4 separate regions of the Homo sapiens genome follow, and all the other regions are linked to region 4. Evidence: chromatin contacts called from ENCODE Hi-C or POLR2A ChIA-PET data. All regions are on one chromosome and are shown on one strand. Each heading gives the region's core, a stretch centred on a gene start or an enhancer-like site at or near the end of the contact. The rest is flanking DNA. Distances are from core to core; before and after follow the strand shown.

The links. Hi-C counts contacts between places; a loop is a spot of excess contacts on that map. ChIA-PET counts read pairs that join two places held with the same protein, here RNA polymerase II (POLR2A). Pooled maps may share reads with other maps.
Region 1: a pooled map shows a loop between it and region 4 (5-fold over the local background). The contact joins the enhancer-like site here to the promoter of MAGED2 in region 4. A Hi-C loop is called at or near these places in 2 of 37 single-sample maps with no recorded cell type and 7 of 50 pooled maps.
Region 2: a loop to region 4 is called in a map of B cell, with 19 times the contacts of the local background. The contact joins the promoter of UBQLN2 here to the promoter of MAGED2 in region 4. A Hi-C loop is called at or near these places in 4 of 168 maps with a recorded cell type or tissue (B cell, CD8-positive, alpha-beta T cell, endothelial cell of umbilical vein and 1 more), 2 of 37 single-sample maps with no recorded cell type and 14 of 50 pooled maps.
Region 3: a loop to region 4 is called in a map of B cell, with 8 times the contacts of the local background. The contact joins the promoter of HUWE1 here to the promoter of MAGED2 in region 4. A Hi-C loop is called at or near these places in 5 of 168 maps with a recorded cell type or tissue (B cell, CD14-positive monocyte, CD4-positive, alpha-beta memory T cell and 2 more), 4 of 37 single-sample maps with no recorded cell type and 20 of 50 pooled maps. POLR2A ChIA-PET finds 5 or more read pairs at or near these places in 1 of 52 experiments (Panc1).

Annotation. Positions count from the first base shown.
Region 1 is chrX:53,439,567-53,442,429 of GRCh38, forward strand. No RefSeq gene overlaps it. Among named protein-coding and RNA genes, the nearest start is that of HSD17B10, 6.6 kb to the left of the region's middle. Within about 2 kb of position 1,410, at least 25 of the 41 ENCODE cell types and tissues checked have a DNase peak (open chromatin) inside an H3K27ac peak, as active enhancers do.
Region 2 is chrX:56,561,868-56,564,876 of GRCh38, forward strand. UBQLN2 (ubiquilin 2) reads left to right here and starts at 1,760. Exons shown (of 1, transcript NM_013444.4): 1 at 1,760-3,009. The coding sequence starts at 2,007. RefSeq lists enhancers at 1,463-2,090, 2,487-2,686, 2,697-2,756.
Region 3 is chrX:53,685,349-53,688,275 of GRCh38, forward strand. HUWE1 (HECT, UBA and WWE domain containing E3 ubiquitin protein ligase 1) reads right to left here and starts at 1,371. Exons shown (of 84, transcript NM_031407.7): 1 at 1,240-1,371; 2 at 922-1,020. RefSeq lists an enhancer at 715-794 and silencers at 1,005-1,304, 1,378-1,552.
Region 4 is chrX:54,806,103-54,808,994 of GRCh38, forward strand. MAGED2 (MAGE family member D2) reads left to right here and starts at 1,643. Exons shown (of 13, transcript NM_177433.3): 1 at 1,643-1,700.

The sequences.
Region 1 (2,863 bases), core at 160-2,659, 1.4 Mb before region 4:
TGGCTAACTTCGGCCTCTATAACACGACACTTTCCAGTAACAACACACTACTTGATACCCCCACAGTAGTGTTGCCAGATGAGGTATAGGATGCTCAGTAATTCAATTTGAATTTCAGATAAAGATGAATTTTTTTTTTTTGAGACAGAATCTTGCTCCGTCACTCAGGCTGGAGTGCAGTGGCACGATCTCAGCTCACTGCAACCTCTGCCTCCTGGATTCAAGCAATTCTCCTGCCTCAGCCTCCCTAGTAGCTGGGACTACAGGCGCCCACCACCACCCTCGGCTAATTTTTGTATTTTTAGTAGAGACGAGGTTTCATCATGTTGGTCAGGCTGGTCTCGAACTCCTGACCTCAGATGATCCACCCACCTCGACCTCCCAAAGTACTAGGTGTGAGTCACTGTGCCCGGCCGAATAATTTTTTCATATAAGTAACCCCATGCAATCTTTGGGACATGCTTATATTGTAAAACTATTTGTTATTTATCTGAAATTCAGACTTGTGGGCACCCTGTATTTTTATTTGCTAAATGTGGCAACCCTACCCCACAGATAACCCCCAGGATGGTGCGATGCCCTTTCTGAGGGTCCCACAGCTCTGAACCAACACTTACCCACCTGAGAGACTGAGGATCTATTCTGATCTCTGTATTCTTGCTACGCAACACAGAGAGCCTGGCATAGAACAGATGGCAGTGTTTGCTAAGTGAATGAATGCATATGTGTGACATAGCAATAAACCTGTATCTTCCGGTGGAATCAGTAAGTGTTGTGATCAGTATACGGTGTCAGTTCCGCTTATATCCACCTTCCTTTCACAGTCTTGGAAAAATCACCTCATGGTTTACACATCCCCCCCAGCAGGTGAGCTAGAAAGCCAGGAGTCATCTGTAGACTTAGGGAAGCCATTATAGGACCAGTTGGGTTTTCTGTTTTTTATTCAGAGTTGGGAGGAACGGGAGGGAGACGACCATCTTCTGGCGATATGAAAGTCGAGAAAGGCAAACAGGAGGGGAGCAAGAGAGGAAAAGAAGAGGATGTGAAAAGCCCGAAGGAAGGCAGGAGAGCAAGCAGGTAGGAATAAAGGCGAGGAAGCGGGAGCCAGCTGGCACCACAGCGAGGAGTGACAGCCGCCGGCAGCAGGGGCCGGGAGCTGGGAGGAGGGAGGCTCAGGCAAGCCGCGCTGAGCCTTTCTTCTCCTTCCCGGACTCCTCACCACCCATCCTGCTAACCAAGGGCCTCCACCTTGCTCGTCGTCAGAGGCAGACAGCCAGGACTTGGCCCTCTTGGGCTTCCTAGCTCTCCAGCCCGGGAGTTAGACTAGTTTTCCAACTCCCCCGGCCCCAAATCGGGAGGACAATAATGCCTTCCGCTCCGCGCCCGCCAAGGTCGAGTTAGGAAAGACTTGGAACAGAATTAAACGGCTTTGGGGAAGATGAGTCAGCCGGGCGGGGCTGCAGCTGCCAGTGAAACCCCTGCCAGTGTGATTGGGCAACAACCAGAAGTAGGGGGCCCGCGGGGTGGTGGTGCCATCTCTTAAAGGCAGTTTATGTAATAAGTCTTGATCGCGCACCCACTAAAGGGGCGGCTTTGGGGTCAGCCTCAATTTCCTCCACTGTGAAGTGGGAATATGAATACTTGACTTATCCGAAACGAATCATGTCTGCAAGGTGCCTGGGCTATAAAAAGCGGTCAGTCAGTAGTCAGGGTCGTGCTTAGTGCAGTGCCCTCCACCCTAGGCCACTTTCGCCATGTGAGACTGTCCCAAAGGCGGGGATGTGGGGTGCAGTGGGGAGCCCCTGATCGGGCACGGGCAGAAGACAAGTTCTTTTTTTTCTGCCACTTCCAGGTGAGGAAGAAAAGACGCCTGCTCCGGAACCAAGGGTTGGGTGGCGATGTACTGGCCTCACCCGCTTTAAGCAAAGTCACCTTAGATTTACCATGTTTGCTATTCACTCATTCATTTTCTTTATTAGAGGGACTGCTGATTAAACGGAAGGACTTACACTAAGACTCCAGTACGAGGCTGTACTATAGACCTGACCGAGTGAGCATGAGAAGACGAGACCCGGCAGAAGGAGGGCGACAGCGGGCACCGAGATCCACAGGTCCAGAGTCTAGTCGCCACCCACACCCTGTCTTTTGGGAGCGGTGCGCGCCATCTGCGCATGCGCTCCCCATCCCTGCCAGGTCCCCGGCGGGGTCAGCCGGCTGGCTGGTGGAGGTGCTACCCGCGCATGCGTGTCCTGCTCACAAGGCGCTCCCAGTGCGGTTGGAGTGTCTCCAGTGGAGCTGGCAGTTGGGAGGACGGAGGCCCGGCCCATAGCGGGTGGCTGTTAGGAGGTATGGATAAAGGACCTGTGTATCTTGGTGCCCGCTGTCGCCCTCCTTCTCCCGAGGTCTCGTCTTCTCACACTCACTCGGTGTGTGACAGCGACAGGTCACAGAGGGCGGTAAAGTGCGGCGCCCTTGGGGCGGTTTCGTCTGGCGCGGAGTAGAGGTGGCCGGCAGTTGTGGTTGCTCCTTTCACCTGGACTCACCTGTGTGGTCCCCTGGCAGGGACTAAAAACCAGAAGACGGAGGGGAGTGAATGTGTTTGACTCGGAGGAAACCCCTCTTGAGCCTGCCCTCACATCCTTACAAGGGACCCAGTCTGAGGTCCAGTCGTCCCCAAACCATCTACTCCCCCACCACCCCCTTCCCTGACTAAAGGCTAAATTTGGGCGGTAACCACGCCCTACCCTATCCCCTTGGAGTCCTTCAGTCAGCTCCAAAGGCCCACCCCACATTCTGGGGGCCTCTGAGTCAAAAAGGAGGGTCCATTGGGCAGGGTGGAGTTGAGGAACCTGCTGTGGAGATG
Region 2 (3,009 bases), core at 510-3,009, 1.8 Mb after region 4:
GCAAAAACCGCAATTACTTTTGCATCAACCTAATACTAATTAATTTGGCTTTTTAGATCTATACATATTAACATATTTAAAGCTAGTCATCTTTTTACCTCTGTATTTTATTAATTATATTAATAAAATAGAGAGGTAAAATAATATTAATTCTTCCATTTCTCCATCGATGGATATAACATACCTGTATATATATATTTTTCTTATCTTCAGATTTATTAAAGTATTTGTGACCTAATGACTTTGAAATGCTGTTAAATGTTGAAAGCAGTGGTGCTTTGGTGGATGCTTGGTAGAGGGTGGGGGTTGGGGAAGAATTTTCTGTGTGGTTTAACCTAGAGTTAGAAATATATAGATAAATTTGAAATTATTTCTTCTATTTTTCAAGTTCTCTTTCTCAGCATTGCTACATCTTTATTGCTCTTACTTAATCTGTAATTAAATTAGGTAAATATGTCAATGTTTGCCACTACTATTATGTGCCTGTCAATTTCTACCCATACTCTTCCCCAAAATACCTTTCTGTAGTGCATACTTACAAAAATCATCAGAAAATTCAAAATCTTATGAAAATAGAAAATAAGAATTATTCATAATTTCAGCAAACAGTACTAACAGCCATTAACTTATTTGTGCATAGCCTTCCAGATTTTTTTACACATACGGTTTACATATACAACAAACTGTTCAAAAATTGCTTTTAAAATAAAAATATATTTATTGTATTTTTGATATTGGAACATATATTCTTATATAGTTTGTAACTGTACAGAAATATACAAAGGCATAATTGAAAATACTCTGTGATTTCCCTATAACTACAGTTTATTTCATGTATACCTTTAAAGACACTCTATATTTTCTTGTATGGTAATATGATAATGTGCTCAACTAATCTCATGTAAACAGATAGTTAATATATTTAAATAACATTTTAAAATGCTACAATGTATATACATTTTATACATAAATATTTTTGCATCCTCATCCGATTATTAGGCGAAGTGTCTAGGTTAGGCATTTCTAAATAAAGGTGGAAACATTCAAAATGCTGATATATATTTTCAAATTGCCCTATGGTTGTAACAATTCACACTTCAGCTAGCCTGAGAGGGCATTTTTTAGGGTCCCTGTCAACAAGAAGGTTTACCATTATTTTTTTCCCTGCCAATATGATAAGCCAAAAGTAGAATTTTATTGTTTTAACTTGATTTCTTTTTATTAGTAGTGAAATTAATCATCCTTTTTTAATGTCTATTGGCCATTTGCACTCCTTTTGTAAAATGCACGCTCCTGCTCTGTCTTCTTCCCTTCCCCTACTGGAGGTGTTCCTCTTTTCTTTTTGCTTTGTCAGAGTTCTTTATTATTCATTTTTCGTCTTATACGTGGGATCTGTTCGATTCAGGCTTTCACCCTTTTACTGCCTTACAGATTGCTAATATACATTCTCCATTGGTCTTTTAATGTCGTTTACAGAAGCTGACTCTCTACCGCCTCCTTCTCTCCGTCTCACCCTCTCTGCCTCGCCTGCTCTGTACTGTTCTGTTCTCTTCTCTCTCTCCCTTTGTTTCTCTCTCTCCCTTTTTTCTTTTCAGTGCAGAAGTTTTTAATTTTGACCGAGCCAAATCTATCAATCTAGGCCTGGCGCCGCGTCAGCAGAGGGGGCGGGGAGGCGAGCGCGGAACTGGGGGAGGGGAAGGGGCGGGGATCAGCAGGCGGAGCGGCTGCCAGAGTTGCTGGGAGTGCGCGCGGTCGGATCACAAGGCGGCGGCGGAGGAGGCCCAGAGACCGGAGCGCGGAGACCTCAGCCAGCGGCCTACGCCCAGGCCTTTCTCCACCGGAGGACCAGGGAACCGCAGTCTTCATCACAGAGGTACCGTGCTCCGCGCTCCCCGCCTGACCCGGCCCAGCCCGCTGCGGCGGTGCCTCCTTCCTTCCTCCTTCCCTCGCGCTCTCTCTTTCGCCCGCCCGCGCCTTCCCTGCCCGCCTGCGTCACCGCGGCCGCCATGGCTGAGAATGGCGAGAGCAGCGGCCCCCCGCGCCCCTCCCGCGGCCCTGCTGCGGCCCAAGGCTCGGCTGCTGCCCCGGCTGAGCCTAAAATCATCAAAGTCACGGTGAAGACTCCCAAAGAGAAAGAGGAGTTCGCGGTGCCCGAGAACAGCTCGGTTCAGCAGTTTAAGGAAGCGATTTCGAAACGCTTCAAATCCCAAACCGATCAGCTAGTGCTGATTTTTGCCGGAAAAATCTTAAAAGATCAAGATACCTTGATCCAGCATGGCATCCATGATGGGCTGACTGTTCACCTTGTCATCAAAAGCCAGAACCGACCTCAGGGCCAGTCCACGCAGCCTAGCAATGCCGCGGGAACTAACACTACCTCGGCGTCGACTCCCAGGAGTAACTCCACACCTATTTCCACAAATAGCAACCCGTTTGGGTTGGGGAGCCTGGGAGGACTTGCAGGCCTTAGCAGCCTGGGCTTGAGCTCGACCAACTTCTCTGAGCTCCAGAGCCAGATGCAGCAGCAGCTTATGGCCAGCCCTGAGATGATGATCCAAATAATGGAAAATCCCTTTGTTCAGAGCATGCTTTCGAATCCCGATCTGATGAGGCAGCTCATTATGGCTAATCCACAGATGCAGCAATTGATTCAGAGAAACCCAGAAATCAGTCACCTGCTCAACAACCCAGACATAATGAGGCAGACACTCGAAATTGCCAGGAATCCAGCCATGATGCAAGAGATGATGAGAAATCAAGACCTGGCTCTTAGCAATCTAGAAAGCATCCCAGGTGGCTATAATGCTTTACGGCGCATGTACACTGACATTCAAGAGCCGATGCTGAATGCCGCACAAGAGCAGTTTGGGGGTAATCCATTTGCCTCCGTGGGGAGTAGTTCCTCCTCTGGGGAAGGTACGCAGCCTTCCCGCACAGAAAATCGCGATCCACTACCCAATCCATGGGCACCACCGCCAGCTACCCAGAGTTCTGCAACTACCAGCACGA
Region 3 (2,927 bases), core at 121-2,620, 1.1 Mb before region 4:
CCTTCTTATTCAGAAGCATAGTATTCCTTCTCTTTTCATGCAGATGTTCTTTTATGGTATTCGTCAATAAAGTTTTATAGTTTACTTCTAGGTATTTTTATTCGTTTCTCTTGCTATTGCGAACAGGTTTTTTATTATTAAAATTTCAAAATGCTTATTGCTTATAGATAGGAAAACTGCCTATATAAACTATTGATATTTGCCTATTTACAAACAAAAATATGATCAATTTCGCCAGTAATCAGGGAAATGCAAATGAAAACAATGACATACGATTTTTTTGCCCTTTAAATTGGCTAAAATTACAAAGATTGATAATACGTGTTGGCATAACTGTGGAAAAATAGGCACTCTCGCACAACATTAAAGAGTGTAAATTAGTACAGGCTTTTGGGAAGGCAATTTGGACAAATCTATCAAAATTCAAAATGCATATACACCCTGACCCAGCGGTTACTCTTCTAAGAATTTCTCCTACAGAAATACTCATACATGGCATGATACATATACACAAACCCATTCATTATGGCATTGCTTGTAATAGTCCCCTCCCTCCCCCAACAGAGAAACAAGCTAATGTATATCAATCGGGAAATGGTTAAATAAACTGTAGTACAATCATACAATGCAGCTGTTTAAAACCCAACATAAATTTGGATTCCCGGATATAAGAAGATCTACAAGACATATTCTCAGATTTTTAAACAAGCAGTTAGTCGAAATGAATGTGTGTGTGTGTGTAGTACCATTTAGATATCAAAACATATATATGCAACGCCTAGTAGTTACCCGCGAAGCCTGCCTGCCCGCCCCTCACCTTCCCTCTCCTCTGAGGCCGCCTTCCTCGAACCAGTGAGAAACGCTGAAGGCCCGGCCTCTACTCTCTCTTTAGGGCCACTTGGCCATGGCTAATGCCGGTACCTCGCATCCCCTCTGTCAGCCGCTCTCTCGCCGCGCCGCCGGCAGCTGCCGGGCTGCCCCCGAAGATGCGGCTAGCTCTCCGCTGGCGCCTGCCGAGGCCTGGGGGAGGGGAGAGGAGGCGGGGTTCAGGGAGGGTTGGGGCAGGCCGCCCTGCCCCTCCAGCAGCCTTTCCCGCAGGCTCCCCAAGGCCGCCACCTCCGCGCCTCCGCGCAGGGTCCCGTGGGAACTCCCCCCCCAACCTCGCCACTGCCACCCGCGAGAAACCGAGAACGGCCGCGCGTACAGAGCTCGCCCTCCAGCCCAGGGATAGACGCTCACCTCGGCCGCAATGGCTCCGCGGGGCCCGCAGGAGCGTGCGGGGTCCGCGGCCCTGCTTCAGCCCTGCTTCAGCCCTGCTCCAGCCCTGCTCCAGCCCTGCTCCAGCCCTGCTCCCCTCGCTAGCCCTCAGTCGAAAGCCTCCTCGCTTCGGCTCAGCTCAAACTCGATTTGGGGCTCCACCCACCGCAAGCGAAGCCCCGCCCCTGCCCCTCGGGAGGGAGCTCCCTCCGCGGTGAAGTCGGGTCCCTTGCAGGGGACCGCGCCTGAGCTACCCAAGGCCCAGTAAATGCAACCATAGAGGATGATAGGGTCGCTAAGAATTGGGATTTGATTCGAGGCACGGTGGAAGCCGCGGAAGGGAACATGATTTGATCTGATTTACCTTTAAAAATTAACGACCTCGCCAGATGCCTTGTGAAGAATGGGGAGTGTGGGGCAAGAGGGCAAGGCTGGACCCAGAGCGGAGGGTGGGAGACGACGTGGGAAGCCGACCACCCAGAGTTCACGCGAGCAAACCCTTAAAACACTTCAGGCACATAGTAAGCCCTCAATAAACATTCTTTTTTCCTCCTTTAATTATTTGGAACGGCAGTGCGATTGACAAGGATCCTGTAGAGGATCTGCATCTGTAAATACATGGGAATAAAAAGGACCTGGTGGGAGATCACCTGTTAACCCTACTTAATTATTGTGGGCTGCGGACGACATTGGAGGGGCGAAGAACTTTGACTTGGAACTCTAGCTACTTCGATAAGGTTTCAATTTTTAATAAAAAGTATGTATTAATTTAGTATTTAAAGACAAAAGCACTATTAAAAGAACTCCTGAGACATCGAGGAAATAAAAACTGTGATTATACCCTCCACTTCTCTAATTCCAGCCCTCCAGAGCAGTGGTTCATCCCTCGAATTGAGAATCTAATGAATGGGTCCCCCACCCCAATATATACTTACACATAAAATTTTGTATATGATCTCAGGAGATGTACAGGGCCCCTTCGAGATACACTGTTTCATTGAATATTTTTACAATTTTTTTTTTTTGAGACAAAGCATCACTCTGTCACCCAGGGTGAAGTGCAGTGGCACGGTCACGACTCACTGCAGCCTCGACCTCCTGGGCTCAAGGATCCTCCTGCCTGCCTACAGTCTCCCAAGTAGCTGGGCCTCCAGGTATGCGCCACCACGCCTGGATAACTTTTTATTTTTTGTAGAGGCGGGGTCTCACTATGTTGCCAGGCTGGTCTCAAACTCTTAGGCTCAAGCAGTTCACCCGCCTCGGCCTCCCAAAGCGCTGGGATTACAGGCGAAAGACCCGGCCCATCTGTAACATTTAGTGGCAACATGAAGCTATACTTTCTTTAGCATGTAATTAACTTCGGTTGTTCTTTTTTCATTTTAAAATTGGTTTCCTAATTACACATGATTATTGTAAAACACGGATAAATTTAAAGTTCCCCTTACATTCATATACACAAATAGAAAAGCATGGCTTTGTTTTTGTTTTTCATTTAAAAAATAAATAGCATCCTTTTTATGTATTGTTATGTTAATTGCTTTATTCACTTAATGTAGCTTGAAGATCTTTCCATGTCAATATATATAAATCTACCTCATTTATCTTACCTACTGCATAGTATTCCATTGAATGAATATACTGTAATCATTCATCTATGGATAAACACATGT
Region 4 (2,892 bases), core at 393-2,892:
TGGGTGCTCTCAGGATCAACACCAAAGTCCTCATCTTGGCATTCTAAACTTGCCAACTTGCCATGATTTGGAAGGGGTGGGGAATTTGAGATGCCAGAAGTAGAAGAAAAGGAGGGGCTATGTCTAGTGTGGATAAGGGAGAAAATCTAGGAGGCAAGAACATGGTGAACTGATATCACACACTTGGAGAAAGCAATAATTCAGAGAAAGAGAAAAGACAGGAAAACAGAAGCCTGCCTTGAATATGCAAGAAATTTGTGTGTTTGTCTATCTTGAATTATCCATGGAACACAGGGATTCATTATATGTTATTTACATAGTAAAAGGTGACCACATAAAGCAGAAGACTTGTGTCCATTTGAATTACATTTATATGTGGAAAGGCACTGAATATTATTTCTGCAACTAACAGTTGTGCTGAATTTTATTATGGTTTCTAATAACTTTTTAGTTGATGCTCTTGGGTTTTCCAGGTCTGCATTTATATATTCAGTAATTAATGATGATTTGTCTATTTCCTATTATTTTACATCTTATTTTGTTCTCTTGAACAGATCCAATTGGTTATGTGAATTTATTATGTGATAGAGGTGCCATTTCAAAGCAGAGAGGGAAAAGATGGATTAGTTTGCACATGATGTAGAGGTAAGAGACTATGATTTTGAAGAGTAATCAAGCTGAATCCGTATAGAAAATAAATTTTGAAATGATCAAACATCTAAATGTAAATAATAAAGCCACAAAAGTGCTTGAAAAAAAAAACGGGGTTTGTTATAGGAGTGTGAAAAGCATCTTTAAGCAAGCAGCAGAATCCAGTTGTGATGAAGGAAAAATGGATATATTTGACTACATAATAATTAAACATTTTTGTTTGGCAAAAATTATCATAAATAACATGAAAAATATTTGTAATATGTGACATGTACAGGAGAGACATTGCTGGCGGGAATGTTATCCATTTACTTTTTAGGAGTAAGTTGACAAATTTTGCATCAAAATGGAAGACTTTTTTGTAGCATTTGAGCTAGCAAAAAATACCATAAATAACAAAAAGTGCACCAAGCAATCTAAATGTACATGTGTACTGGACTGGTTCAATAAATTATGGGACATCTATGCAAGAAAAGATCATGCAGCTGTTTAGAAAAATGTGCACTAACGGAAAGATGTTTTATATATAACTGGAAAAAAACAGGTCGCAGAACAGAAGGTATGTATAGTGTACCATTTGTCGGAGAGAGAACCTGAATAATTAGTATACGAATAGAAAAAAAATCTGGATAGCAAAATGTTAATAGTGGTTATTTCTGGGAGATGAGTGGCCTTTCATTGGTGTGTTATATATTACTGCATTGTTTGAATTTTTACAACAACAACAAAAGAACAACATATTACCTTTGTAATAAGAAAAAATGAAGATATAAAAATAAATTCAATGAATGACTTGCTTTCAGGGGGCGGTTTGAGTTGGAAGAGCTTCAGACTGAGCCTGGTACAGTGGCATAAACATGGGCTTTGGCGTCAGACAGCCCTGAGCGGGGCCCCATTGCCCCACCCCCGAGGAAGGCGAGGGGGGGTGGCAGGGGGCTGCGGAAAGGGGCTGGGCTGGGTTGGGCTGTCTGCAGCTCTAGTCCAGGAGGCTGAGACTTCGAGAGGGACTTAGAGAAGGCAGACGCATCCCGAACTCGCTGGAGGACAAGGTGAGGGGCGTTGATATTGGGGTTTTATGGAGGTCAGACAGTGGTTCCAGACCCCTCGAACCCATAGCCAGGCAGATGAGCAATTCTTACTGCACCACTGCAGCTGAAGCAGAGGTGACCTGGAGTGGGGTGTAGGCAATGAGGACGACTGAGAAAGTAGTAGGCTGTACAGACTGGGAGCAGAGACTAGCGGAGGGAGGAGGGGAGAAAAACGGGGAACCAGGAATGTTGGGAGGGGGACGAGGAATACAAGGAGGGAGGGGAACACTGAGGGGGAGTGAAGATCCAGAGAAGAGAATCGGGGATGCAGAGAGGGATTAAGGAATACTGAGGGGCAGGGTGTGCAAACGTAACACGGAGGAGGATGTAAGAAATGGGAAGAAGGAATTCTGGAGTAAATAGGAAATGTGAGGTAGGAATAGGGAGTAGGGAGCCAGGCTAAGGGAATACGGAGGGGGGCATAAGGAATGAGGAGCAGGGAGCGGGGGAGGGGCAGACAGGCTGGGACGGAGGCCCCCTAGGGAGGCGGAAAGGGGCGGGACCACTTCCGGCCTAGAGAGGGGAGGGCAGTCTCCGAGTTTCGGAGGGGCTTGGAGTGAGTGGACGCACTCGGGAATTGTAGGAGGACGAGGTGAGCAGCCGGGTCGGCTTTTGGATGAGAGCCCCGCTAGGGGTCGGCCCCACCCTCTGGGATCTGGAGAAAACCTGCCTTAAGGACCGGATCGTACCGGATCCATCCGGCTGGGAAGGGAGGGGACTGGACCCGGTTTGGCCGGGCCCAAGATGGAATCACTAGCTCAGTATTTATTTGAGGAGGGGGTGTAATAGGGAAGGGGCGGAACCAAGATGCGCCTGTTTGGAGGGGGGCGTGTTAGGAAGAAGGGCGGGGCCAAGAGACACTGGACTCTGTAGGGCGTGAGTAGGGGAGGGGCCGGGTCCACCAGACACTGCGACAATTTTGGAGGAAGGCTTGTTGGGCAGGGGGCGGGACCGAATGGTACTGCGGACCTGGAGAGGGGCGTGTGTTGGGGCAGAGTGCCAGACTGAGACCACGACCATTGCGCATGCGCACTATGTTTCGCTAGAAAGGGGCGTGTTGAGAAGGGCCAGCACTGAGAAGAGCCAGCTGCTGAATGCGCATGTGCACGGTGGACATCAAAGAAAGGGCTCGTGCTGGGAAAGCGGGCGGGGC